Linked DNA regions of Mus musculus: all the other regions are linked to region 3. A link is a loop called in an ENCODE intact Hi-C map of the cell type or tissue named here. Cell type or tissue: gastrocnemius. All regions are shown on one strand.

Region 1 (4,000 bases), 410 kb before region 3:
GGAGGTGCCGTCTAAGGAACTCAGCCTTTATGGCTGTACTGAGGGTTTCTGTGTTCAAGTCAGAACCCGCTGGGTCTCTGCCACCCCGGGTCTCTGCGGCAGCTAATTGAAATATCCCAAAGGAGTTTAATAAGCCCATGTATAGAATCACTGGGAATAGCAGATCATTTGAAAACTGTAAAGGCTCTTATCAAAGGTTTTCTAATAATAGTGCCATATTTAAAAAATTGATTAAATATAGAGAGGGTGTTAGCATAACGCACGTGAAGGGAACATTTCCATTGTCTGTGTCATCAGTGTTTCTGGGCCATCGTCTCCCCAGAAACAGCTATGCCCTGACAATAGGAAAACAGAATTGTTTGTGTCTCTGCGGTGTTTTGTTTTGATTTCCTATTTTTCTTGTTTTCCTTTTGGCAAAGCGAGCCCTGTATGAAATCTTACCAGTTTTGCCACCAATGGTCATCTTTAAAGCATTCTGGCAAGTTCAGACTTAAGTCACCACAGGCATTTACAATTCACACCAGTGCAGCGAAGCTTGGTTACCTGAGGGCCCGCCAGATGTGTCATCCCCCAAGGGTACCAGCTGGTTACTGGTGTTCACAAATATTGGCCCAATGTAATGAAAAAAAAAATCAAACTCCCCACAAAGAACCGATAAGCTGATTTTTCTCATAAATGTTCAAGTTTATCAGGGTAGGACCAGGACTGAGAGAATGTGCAGCAGGTCCGTGGTACAGTTGGGATCAGAAGAGGAACACTGTCATGTGTGGCTCCATGGTAGGGTGGCTCAGATAATGGTAATATGGCCATCCCTTTGAAAATGCTGGAAAGGAGGATTCTGAATGCTCCCTGTGAATCAATTTTAAGTGTTCAACATGACAGATATGCGACATGCCCCTAGCTGATTATTACAGCATGTTTACATGTACTGAAAAGGCACACTGTCCCTTATGATTTATACACAGCTGTTCAGTGTCAATTAAAAGCTTAAAAATGTTAGCAACCAAGTTAAAGACTTTAAAATATAAATATATGCCTATGGCTTAGATTGGGCTGGTGGACTCCATGTCTGTGTGTGACGTTAGGCATAAAGGAATACCTGGAGTCTAAGTGACTAACCAGTTCAAGTGGCCTTCTCCCGTGCTTACTGTGGTTGCTTACATACATCCTGTCTAGGTTCAGAGCAGTACATTTGCAGTGGACACCCATGAGAAACAATCAGACAGGGAGGCTGGCATCTGAAGCTTGGGCAAGGTGGAGGGGAAATCCTGCCCATTATAGACAATCCCTTGTACCCCTTTCACTTCACAGGGAATGCCCAGAGCAAACCAGGAGGAGCACTGCATACTGCCTTACCTAGTTCTGCCATGGACACGGTTGGGGAAGTCTCTCCGTTGGTGAAGGAACAGTAGGGGAAGAAGCCAGATGCTGGTGTGTAGTCACATATGGGTTCGGGTTTGATCCCATTGATGTCCAATCCCGACTGGTCTGGGGAGGGCTGGATGTCCAGGTAGAAGCTGCTGACGGCTGAGTCGGCCTTGCTGCCCTCGGGGGTGTGCCCATCCATATAGGTGCTGAGGTCATCATGCAGTTCCGTCAGCCCATTGGCTGAGATGTTGTAGGTGGGCGTCAGCGGCTCCGCCTCCCCAGGCTGCTGCTGGTGGTCTCGCTGCTGCTGCTGCATCCGGTGCTTCTGCACCTCGGCGTACAAGCTGTCTCTCTGCTTCTTGGACATCCGACCAAACTTGACAGCTGGGAAGAGAGAAAGCAACGCACACCGTGAACCAGGCAGAGTTATCCTCTCTCAAGCTTTCAGGTTTCCAGAACATCTCAGAGCAAGTCGGCATAAAAGCAAGTCACCCACACGGCAAAAACAACTTCCTCAAGCTGCCCCCAACCCCCTTGCAAACACACCCTCCCAGGTGACAAGCTAGCCCAGGCAACCCTTCTTCCCTTGTTGGTCATGTGCCCTTAGGCTCATTAAGAATATAATGTTTTGATTTTTCTTTTTGAGACAGAGTCTTGCTAAGTAGCCCAGACTGGCCTTGAACTGGTGGCCACCTTACCTCAGCCTCCTGAGGATGACAGGCACGTTGCACCTAGCTCTGTGGTGTCATAATCTGGTCACTTTATATGACATGGCCTGGCCCAGACCCGCCCCCTTACTTTGTAGTGTTTGAGCCGCCAGGCAGAGATGCAAAGATTCATGGGATATACTGGGGCGGAAGCTTCATCTTTTACTAAGTATTCTTTCTATCCCATACATAAGAATCTGGGGCTTCACCGTGAAGCTGTCTATAGTTCCCAGAACTGTATGTCTATGAGAGCTGTGGGCAGGTGTGGCCTTGTCTGTATTTATTTTCTTTTTGGAGAAAATACATTTCACCATATTGCCCAGGTTGGTCCTGAAGTCCCAGGTACAAGCTGTCATCCTCGCCGCCTCTCAAGTAGCTGAGGCACAAACCGGGGCATCTTAGCTGGATCCATCGTTAAAGTGATACTTTGCTCTACAATCATTTAGCCTCAGGTAAAGAGAACATGGGAGGGCAAGGCCTGTAACGTCCCCTGGGGGAGGGTCTGTGTCTGTGGCACTTCTCAGGATCTGGCTGGGCAAGCATGGCAACAGCTTCCTGACTCACTGTCTCGGGTGTTTTTTTTTCCCTGAAACACTCATCCAGATATAGAAAACCTGTTTCCTCCCACCGACGGTGTCATCCCCCTGCCCTCTTGTCTAGGCACTCTACAGACAACGCTTTTTGCTGGAGGGATTTAGTTCTCCTAATTGATTATAGTTAAATTGATTCCTGATTGGGGGGACGACCTCATTTACTTCAGCCTTGTCAGAGTGACGGAGGGGCAGAAGGCAGGGGACATGGAAATGCAGTTGGGAACGAGAGCACTCCACTGACCAGCTGGTGGAGTCGTCTTGCCAGGGGAGGCTGTCTGCCCTTTCTACAGAGGGAACAAGCCAGGAGCTCAGCCATTCTGGGGCTTCCAGAGCTCAGAGAGGGTTGGGCAACAAATCACAACAACTTATGCTATCTTATGACATAGGTGTGTAAAGAGCCACCCTGAAGATACTTAATCTGGGGTGGGGCAGAGGCTATTTTAGAAACCCCATGAGGAAAGCTTCTACTCTAAAGCTACACTTTAACGTTTGTCTTAATAAAATGACGATTATATCCAGTGAGCAAGGGGAAAAAAGGACCAGCCCAAGGAAATGCATTTGTAACAGGCAGCTAGGAACCCTACCTGTCAGTTTGATGCTGAAGGCAGACAAAAGATGCAAAAAGGCTCTCAAGACATGTAGTGCGAGTGAACATGAGCTCGGGTGGCTCTGTTGGCCCTAAGAACAGCTGATGGTAGGAAGGGCAGACAGACACCCCACACCTCAGGAGATCTCTGGGGACGGTCAGTATACTCAGAAAAGTCCTTAAGCTGGACCCACTGCATTTCCTGCCAGTTTCCACGTGTGACTGTCTTGAATCCTGGTGTTATTCCGTGCACTTAAGAGTGGCTGCTTCAGGGAGGGATCTTGAGATGCTCTGTAACTGGAAAGTGGCCTATCCCTAGTTGTCATGCCTTCTCAATGAAGAATAACACCTATCACCCAGCCTCACTCACTATTTTCACACGTTTGGAAGGTGCAAAATTTGACTTTGGCAGGCATTTGACCCAGTTACCGTAAGAACTATTTCCTGCCAAATGCCAGTAGACTTACCAGCATTAGGCAAGTACCAATTTGTCCTGGCTTGGGTTTCCTGCATGAAAGCCCTCAGATGACACATACCTGTAGTTTCTGAAATGTTGACAACCTGAAGCTATTCTGAGTACAGGACACTTCGGTGTCTACCCTCACCGGCTAGTTGGCTGATTCCCATAGATCACGAATAAAGGAAGTGCTATGGATTGTAGGAAGCTGCCAGAGGGGCCCGGGAAAGGGTTGAGAGAGCCTCCCCTGACGGAGCAGCACCCATGTTGCATGCGCGTCTGCCCAGAC
Region 2 (4,000 bases), 340 kb before region 3:
GCTTGAATCTGACTATCACAGCATATAGGTGGCACCAGAATGGTCTAGCATACAGGAAACACTCAAGCATCGTCCGAAAGAAATATTTATGTTTGCACTGTGTTCTGTAGAAATCAGAAGTGAGAAATGAAGATAACAATCCGTGACAAAACAAAACAAAAAAAAATATATATATAAAGAAAAGAAATACAAACAGCATGCGGATCACACTTCTGGGTGGTGCACTTTGGAAAAAAAAAAAAAAAACAATTTGCTTCAATAGCTGATCTCAACCTAACCACAAGTCCTCACTTCTTAACCACGACCTTATTTCTAAGATCAAAGGGCCAAAGCAGCAGTTTCTCTGCACCCCCCAACCCCTTTTTGTTGTTGTTTTTGCCTTGTTTTCATGAAAAGTTCAGTTGCTTCTTTCGAGTATCAGCAAGGCCAGAATCATACTCCTTTAAAATCCCAGCGGTATCTTTCATCTTGGTTGGTTGTCTTTGCTATTACAGCTCGGGTCCCAAAGTTCAAGCCATGAAAAAGCCCACTGTACCTCGTGTTCTTACACCTCTGTGGTGTGTCCCCCTGCAACCCCCCAAGAGGCATTTCAGTGGGAAAATCAGTATTTTCAGGATTTAGATGCCTCTGGCTCCTCCACAGAGGTAAGATTGTTTCATGGTTGATACATCAGGCAAAGCCGAATTCAAAGCTCACTAAAGAGCCTAAAACTATTACTCAAATGAGTTCTTTTCTCTGACTCTACATGGAGAGCTTTTATGTGTGTTGTTATTTTCATTTTTCTGTCTGCTTTTGAGCCCTGTCTTTTGTTTTGCAGGCTGGTCTGTGTCAACTTTCCTAGGATAACCTTCAGTTTGCTCCTACCTCATGAGCGCTGGGATTACTGGAGTGCACCACCATGCCTGCTTTATGCAGGACTGGAGCTTGAACACGGGGCCTTCTAAATGTCAGGCAAGCCCTCTACCAAGTGAGCAACACCCTAGCCAATTTCCAGTCGTTTAACCTGTAAACTCTTTCAAGCTCAATCATCCTCTATCATATATACTTTATTTTTGAGACAACCTGAAAGTTTGGGTGAATTAAACCACCCGAGTCTTCAAAACCAAGGAGCTAAACAGTTTCTTCTGATGCCAAAAAGATTATCAGCGGTTATAATTATTTATATCCTCTGTGTGTGTGTGTGTGTGTGTGTGAGAAGGGGGGGGGGGAGAGCGCCTTGATTTGAAAATGAAAAATGTTAGATTTCACTGGCTTTTTTTTTTTTTAAGAAAAAAAAATCAAGGATGGAGAATAGACAAAACAAGGATTTCAATACAGGTTTAGCTGCTCAGGAACCAAATGCCACTCAGATTTAGTACAGACAACAGGGTGCTACGAACAAGCTTTAATAGAACTTGTTCCTTTAAAATGACCTTTCCTTCCTTCCAAGAAAACATTAGAGATTCGTTATCTAATAAGTCATTTCTAATAACTGCACAAGATAATGAATTACACTTTTGAAATTGGTGAAGAATGCCCCACAGCTGTCGAGAAAATATTCACAACCTTTGACCTTTTCCACTAGCCTGATGGGAATTTCATTGGCACTGGCATGGCTGTTGCCTGTCATGAGCAAGTATCCACTAGAGGGCAGCCTCATCTCAGATGTGATACTGCTTTGTGAAAAAACAAAACAAAAAAACAAAACAAAACAAAACAAAAAAAAACACCCAAAACTTATAAGAGCTTGTAATGTTCCTATAATTATTTTTGTGACTTTAATTTTTTTCCTGGGTAGTTTAAATAATCAACATAAGTCAAATAAAGTACCCATAAACTCTTAAGCCCCCGCTTCCACAAATTACAAGGATTACCACTAGGATTGATCCCCAGTCGAGTTATAGAGCCTTCTTTATGTACCTTAATATGTTTGAAACAAAGTTGTTTTGTTTTGTTTTGTTTTGTTAGTCAAGTCAGCCATATCATATTAGGCAGCTGGACCTCACTTTTTGCATCAAAATGTCAAATGTTTCCAGACAAACTGAAGTGTGTTTTTCATTTGAGGAAGAAATTGACCAAGATTGTGAGGTGGCTGAACGGTGAACCTGAGTGAGATGGGAGGCAGAGGGACATCAGAGCTCATGGGTAGGTGTGTGTGTGTGTGTGTGTGTTTGTGTGTGTGTCTTTTCAAATAGCAGTCTTCAGTTGGAAGGATCACATGTGTCCCCTACAGCATGGGAAGGTGGGCTCAGAACCAGAGGGAACTTATGAGAACTAAGCAGACATGTCTGCTTGATATGGGATGGTCTTTCTGATTTAACATGGAATAAGCTACCTCTGGAAATAGTGAACTCTCCAATCACAGGAGGGTTTTCAAGCATAACAGGACATTCGTGTCACCCACTTGCTGACGGGACATAGAATCTGAGTGACTTAAAGTTTCATTCCTTCCCGAGCCTCTGAAAGAACAGCACACCTCCATCCGGTACCCGGAGAGGTTAAGTACCAACCCAGCAAGAAGTGAGCTCCTGCGACTCCTCAAGAAACCTTCTATTTCTGCTGATGTGAGAGACGCCAAGCTTCTCAACACTATGCACTGATGCCCCTTCACTAGCAACACAACCATGCTGACCAGCATTCGACCACATGGAATGGATTAAAATAAAAAGACACACGTGTAAACCTCCTTCTTTGCCTAAAGATAAATGGGACAGGCAGACAAGTATTTGACTGAGTTCTGTGATAATGATGACTCTGTGCAGAGGCCAGCTGCACTTCACGAGGCTGTTCTATGCTATTTAGGAAAGCCAAGCTTGGTTCTCTCCCAGATCTTAATACCAAGCAGGCTTAATGAAAATCATGAAGAGCTATGAGAAGCAAATAAGAATAACCCCATTTGTACCAAATTGATTTTATTAAAGAGTAATTTAAAGATATTAGGCTCAGCAAAGCATTACATAATTGAATCTATTTTTCCCCCCATATAAACGGCAGACTTATCATTTACGCTAACTAGAGGCAAAGTTACGTACAGGGCATTTTTATAGCTTCCTTCGTGGGGTGACAGGGAGATGGTGGGACTCAGTTGCCTGGTCCAGCTCTATGGGGTATCTGCCGAAAGAAATTAGCTATGGCACGAGAGCTGTGTAGCTTCATCTTCTTCAACTCAAATGCATGGGCCCATCGGATGCCACAAACAGGCATATGCGTGAGCCATGAAGTGCACACAGATTGATACCCTGCCCCTATTGGCTTGGGAAATGTCTAGTCAACCTCAGATAAAAGCAGAAACCGAGAAAAGAAAAGTACCGCCCGGAGTCGACTTGGCCTTCCGTTGTACAGCCATGAGAGCAGAGGGTTAAGTTATCCTATCTGAAAACCCGACAGGGGCTAATGTTTCACTTAAAATAGAAAATCTAGAAACAATCTATTTCAAGTGCCTTTCCCCCCGACCCCATATTTCTCATCAGCTAATCTGAGCTCTTATTTAGACCTCTTCTCTAGGCATAGCACTCTGACAGCTTATGGGGAAAGCCTGTCCTGTCCTGTCATCCCCACACTACTGATGGTTTCACAGAGCTCAGGCGCTGAACCTCTCTATCCTCCAGTCCAAAGGCCAGAACAAATGGGAAGGATTCTTGGGGAGTGGCTAGATGGGGGCATAGTTCTGCCTGTCATTCCTCAAAGGACCTGGAAACATTATCAAACATCAGTTTATACTGGATGTGACAGGGGAATGTTTAAAAATTTACTTTAAATCAGAAAAATATAAAGTAAGTGTAGCCGATAGCGTAATGTGTCTAAAGGTTACGGCTTTGAACGATCAAATGTGAAACACACAGACTCAAGCAGCTTTGCTTGGTCTGCAATAAACATTGTAAATATGTAGAAAACAAAAAAAAAATCCATCTTTGACATTTCTTTTGGTGCTAAGGAAAGAAGAAATGAACATATGAATCTAACACTCCATCAACCAAGCTACACCCAGGCCTGCACAAACACCGTCATTACAAAGTATTCT
Region 3 (4,000 bases):
AGAGGAAACCAGAAAAAGCAGCCCTAGTTTAAGGCCAAGGAGAGAACAAAGCCTCCTCCGAGCCTTGTTGACGTTTGTTAACAGCAGCCTGGGTAAAGAATGGGATTTGAGCAAATATTTGCTTGAGTGTAGAACCCGCTGAAACGCTCTGCAGTTACCCTCTAGGGTCAAGTCACAGAGGTAGCATGAGAGTCAACTGGAGTTCTGAGCAGATTGTTAGAGGCACCATGCATGCCAGGCTGTTCTCTCTTCTTAAAATTCACTTTGTCTCATGGTGCCACTTTGTTTCGTGTGTGTTCATGTGTGTGTTCATGTGTGTGTTCATGTGTGTGTTCATGTGTGTGTTCATGTGTGTGTTCATGTGTGTGTTCATGTCGAGGCAGAGGATAGACAAACTCAGGGCAAACGTGTCAGCTTTCCCCCTTTCCTTCCCTGTTGGTTCTTTTGAAACAACTTCTCAAGGTTTTACTAGGTAGCCAAGGCTAGCCTCAAATTTGTAATCCTTCCACCTCCGCTTTCCAAACACTAGCTTTATTGGCCTGCACATCAGACTTAGACAGCAAATTAATATAGAACTTTCCATGGTGATGTAAATTCTCTTTCTGACCAGTGCAATACTGGAGTCTCTAGTCCCTGTGTCCACAGAATACTTTAAATGAGGTTAGTGTGGTTGACGAACCACATTTTAAACTTCACAGGCTTTTAATTACTTTGAATTTAAGTATAAACAGGCTCTCATGGCCGGTGGCTCCTATGAGGGACAGGAGGGGACCTTTGGCTCTAAGAAGCCATGAAAGAAGCAGGGGAACAGGATAGGAGTCTAGGTTATACCAAGGAAAGCTTACATTTCTCAGCCAGTTACTAATTCCGGGGTCAAGCCCAAGACAGCAAGTCACATGAAACCCCAGTTTCTTTCTTCTGACAAACAGAGCTGATAATGGCTCCCTCTCAAATATACTGCAACCATTAAGTGAGCTAAAGCTCATGGTATATTATCTACCATGTACTGAGGGCTCCAGAGATGAAGGCTATTAGAATACCCATGCATTAGCCCTGAAAAGGCTATTTGTTGCTCTGAGTAACCCAGTATTTTGCTCACCAACATATTTACATCTAAAATAGAAGGGAGGGAAGATAGGTTTTTCCATCCACTGGGTGGAGACCAGAGAGGGAGGAGGAGGAGGAGGAGGAACGGAGGACAGGCATTTTTGCTTAGTTGACATTTTTTCCCAAGGCTGTTCCTGAAAGTGTCCTTTGATTGATTGGTTGAAATTACACAACATCTAGACAGATATTCAGATTCTCCTAGATGCCTCTGCACTGTATTAACCCTTTCGGTCCCACGAAAGCTATCTAGCTGGTCAGGGAGTATGTACTACTTGGCTCCCAATTCTCTAGAAGCAAAGGACAAGTCCTTGAAGTCCAACACCACTGCAAAAAAATAGCCGTAAACATTGGGTGGCACTTTGTATACTACTTGGGTTTTTTTTTTTTTTTCTTGAGCTGGAAAAATAAAGAACACAAAGTTGCTGTGGAAGCTGGTCCTCAAGTCACCTTGCCCGCAGACATGCCCACATCGTAATAATTTGCATTAGATCTCCCTTAAGAAACAGCATTCTAGTCAACCAAGCACTAGCAGTTAGAAATGACTGTGAGGATGCTAAACACCCATAATGCCTTCTCTATATACCGCATACAATTAAACCAGAGATGCTGAGTGTGGGACCCTGGGCTGGCTTTCATAACACCAGCCAAGGTGATTGGGAAGAGCAGTGCAGCATCAGAAGCAAGGGCTTGGAGGGAGAGCACCGCACAGAAACTCAGACTTTTCATTACAGGTGAGCCAGGCTCTATCTCCTCCGCCCAAGGGCTGATAACATCCTGCTGAGGCTTCACTTACTATGAGCTGCTTATTGCAAAGAGAAGATTTCTCAACCAGCATCCTCTTTAATAAAAAAAAAATCTAAGCTGGGGCCAGTTCCTCATTATTAGTGTTGATTGGGAAATCCCTCCATCAAACTGGCAACAGGAGAAGGCACCCTGCTTTAAAACCAAGCCTCCGAGAATTAGTAAACCTGAGTTGTCACCTTGACTTCTGCACACTGCCACCTGGTGGGGTCTGGTCTCAACTTCATGAGGCCTCGTCCTTGTGCTCCAGTCCCCTCCCCCAGTTGCATGTCATTTAGGAAAACAACAACTTCTTCTTCTTCTTCTTCTTCTTCTTCTTCTTCTTCTTCTTCTTCTTCTTCTTCTTCTTCTTCTTCTCCTTCTCCTTCTCCTTCTCCTTCTCCTTCTCCTTCTCCTTCTCCTTCTCCTTCTCCTTCTCCTTCTCCTTCTCCTTCTCCTTCTTCTTCTTCTTCTTCTTCTTTTTTTCAGTCCAATTTCCTGGTGCCTTCCCCATTGATCAGGCCTCCTTCTACTCCCTCCTCCCAACTGCTTAACATAATTATTGCTTTCACGTGGCAAGCTGTTTTATGTAATAGCTTTGTTTGTTACTATGGTTACAAGTTTTGTGGCACTTTGGAATATAAATCTGTCATCAGTCAGGAAGCAGCTTTGTATTCGTTGAGGTGCGGTCTCAGGCACGTCAGGGAGCTGAGTCTCTGCTTAGCTGAGTCTCTGCTTCTAAGGAGAGTGGTTTAACCAACCTAGAAGTTCCTCCAAGTCTGACTTAACACGGATGGAAAGTTGCTGCCCCACACCCACCCCATATCCCCCTAGACTAACCTAGCCTGAGTGAGGTATCCTGAGATACTCTATCTGAGAGAAAGTAGAAGCCAGCTGGGATTCAGAGTCAAAGGCACGTGCATTGCATGATGGGAGTCTTCTTGGTTAAGGGAGTCCTGGCTGGCGGATTATCCAGTTGCTGGCCAGGGTTCAGCAGCCCCTCCCAGCTTGTCAGTGTCTGGGTGTAATTCCTCCCTCTCACGCAGCCGAAACGTCAGTTATTTCAGGAGGGAAACAGTCCTATAATCTCTTCAGAAGACGACAAAAGTTCAGTCTTGCATTTCTTGTATCATTCTCTAGCGACCAAGCATGACGGTGTCTATGGTTTGACAGGGCTTCAACTCAGCTGAGTCAGGCCCAGCTCTTGGTACAGAAGTTGTAGGATTTCCTAGTCACAGCAGATGACAGCTAAAGTTGCTGTTTATACAGAGTGAGTCCCTGTGGTCACCGCAGTTAATCCTACCGACTCTGGGGGGTGGGGGGGGATATGCTGCCAATCCCTGGTATCAGCCCTGGACATTATTCCCATTTCTCAGAGAAGGAAACTGAGGCTCAGATCTACTGAAGATTTTCTCAAAGTCACACAAAGCAGTATGTTTTAGGGATTTGTTGCCTGTGGATCCTGAGCAGTTACATTCTCGGGAGCTTTAATTAATTGCCAAATTAACAGAACCACACTTTGAAGATTCAAACAGCAAAGATGGAAAGAGAAGTAAAAAAGGCCAGTCTAGGGTGTCTCACCAAGGCCTTGACTGATTCAAACCATCAAAAAGATACTTCAGCCATCTTTTTGAGGCTCTGAGAGAAAGTTGTGGGTCTGATAGCCCACTGGTAAATTTCCTGTGCCTCCTGATTAGTGAGCCACACCTTTCCAGTTCATTATCATAAAGCAGGTACGTATTTATTTACATGACACACAGGGCAGGGTACTCTGCACTTATATAATTTCATGGTAATTATGACTGGAGTTGCATGTGGAAACGTAGCACCCTGAGTTCCATGAATCCTGGCCCCTTCCTTAGAACTACCCAGTGATGTCATGAGTCCCGTGGCCTTTTAAGAAAAAGTTATTATGTAAGGGATTTGGTTTTTCACTCCTATTAGATTGAAAGGCAGGAGCCCTGGTGATATCAAGAATCTTTTTTTTGTTTTTTAATTATAATTTATTTTTATTTTCCTGGTAGGTGAGGATGTTGCTGTGCAGGCTTGTCCTGTCCGGATGCCCTGGTGGCAGGGAGGGGATGTGAAAGAGATGGGTTAGCTTCAGCTGAGG

The links. Hi-C counts contacts between places; a loop is a spot of excess contacts. Peaks named below come from ENCODE experiments on the same cell type or tissue, not always from the same donor. Only the 100,000 strongest peaks of a DNase experiment are listed, where the experiment ranks them.
Region 1: a loop joins it to region 3, with 3.0 times the contacts of the local background. A loop is called at or near these places in 6 of 42 quality-filtered maps.
Region 2: it touches region 3 in a loop (3-fold over the local background); 26 of 42 quality-filtered maps call a loop at or near these places.

What each region holds. Positions count from the first base shown.
Region 1 is chr9:69,361,918-69,365,917 of GRCm38, reverse strand. Rora (RAR-related orphan receptor alpha) reads right to left here. Exons shown (of 11, transcript NM_013646.2): 5 at 1,357-1,752. Gm15511 (predicted gene 15511) reads left to right here and starts at 1,671. Exons shown (of 3, transcript NR_136934.1): 1 at 1,671-1,922. In gastrocnemius, no CTCF peak of the experiment used is centred here; DNase peaks (open chromatin) are centred at 1,636 and 2,929; H3K27ac peaks cover 2,175 bases.
Region 2 is chr9:69,294,218-69,298,217 of GRCm38, reverse strand. All of the region lies in intron 2 of Rora (RAR-related orphan receptor alpha), which reads right to left. Among named protein-coding and RNA genes, the nearest start is that of Gm46153, 9.4 kb to the left of the region's middle. In gastrocnemius, no CTCF peak of the experiment used is centred here; a DNase peak (open chromatin) is centred at 1,615; H3K27ac peaks cover 2,915 bases.
Region 3 is chr9:68,955,240-68,959,239 of GRCm38, reverse strand. The region is part of intron 1 of Rora (RAR-related orphan receptor alpha); the gene reads right to left. Among named protein-coding and RNA genes, the nearest start is that of Gm31262, 130 kb to the right of the region's middle. In gastrocnemius, a CTCF peak has its summit at 2,119 (motif pointing left); DNase peaks (open chromatin) are centred at 2,109 and 2,848; H3K27ac peaks cover 227 bases.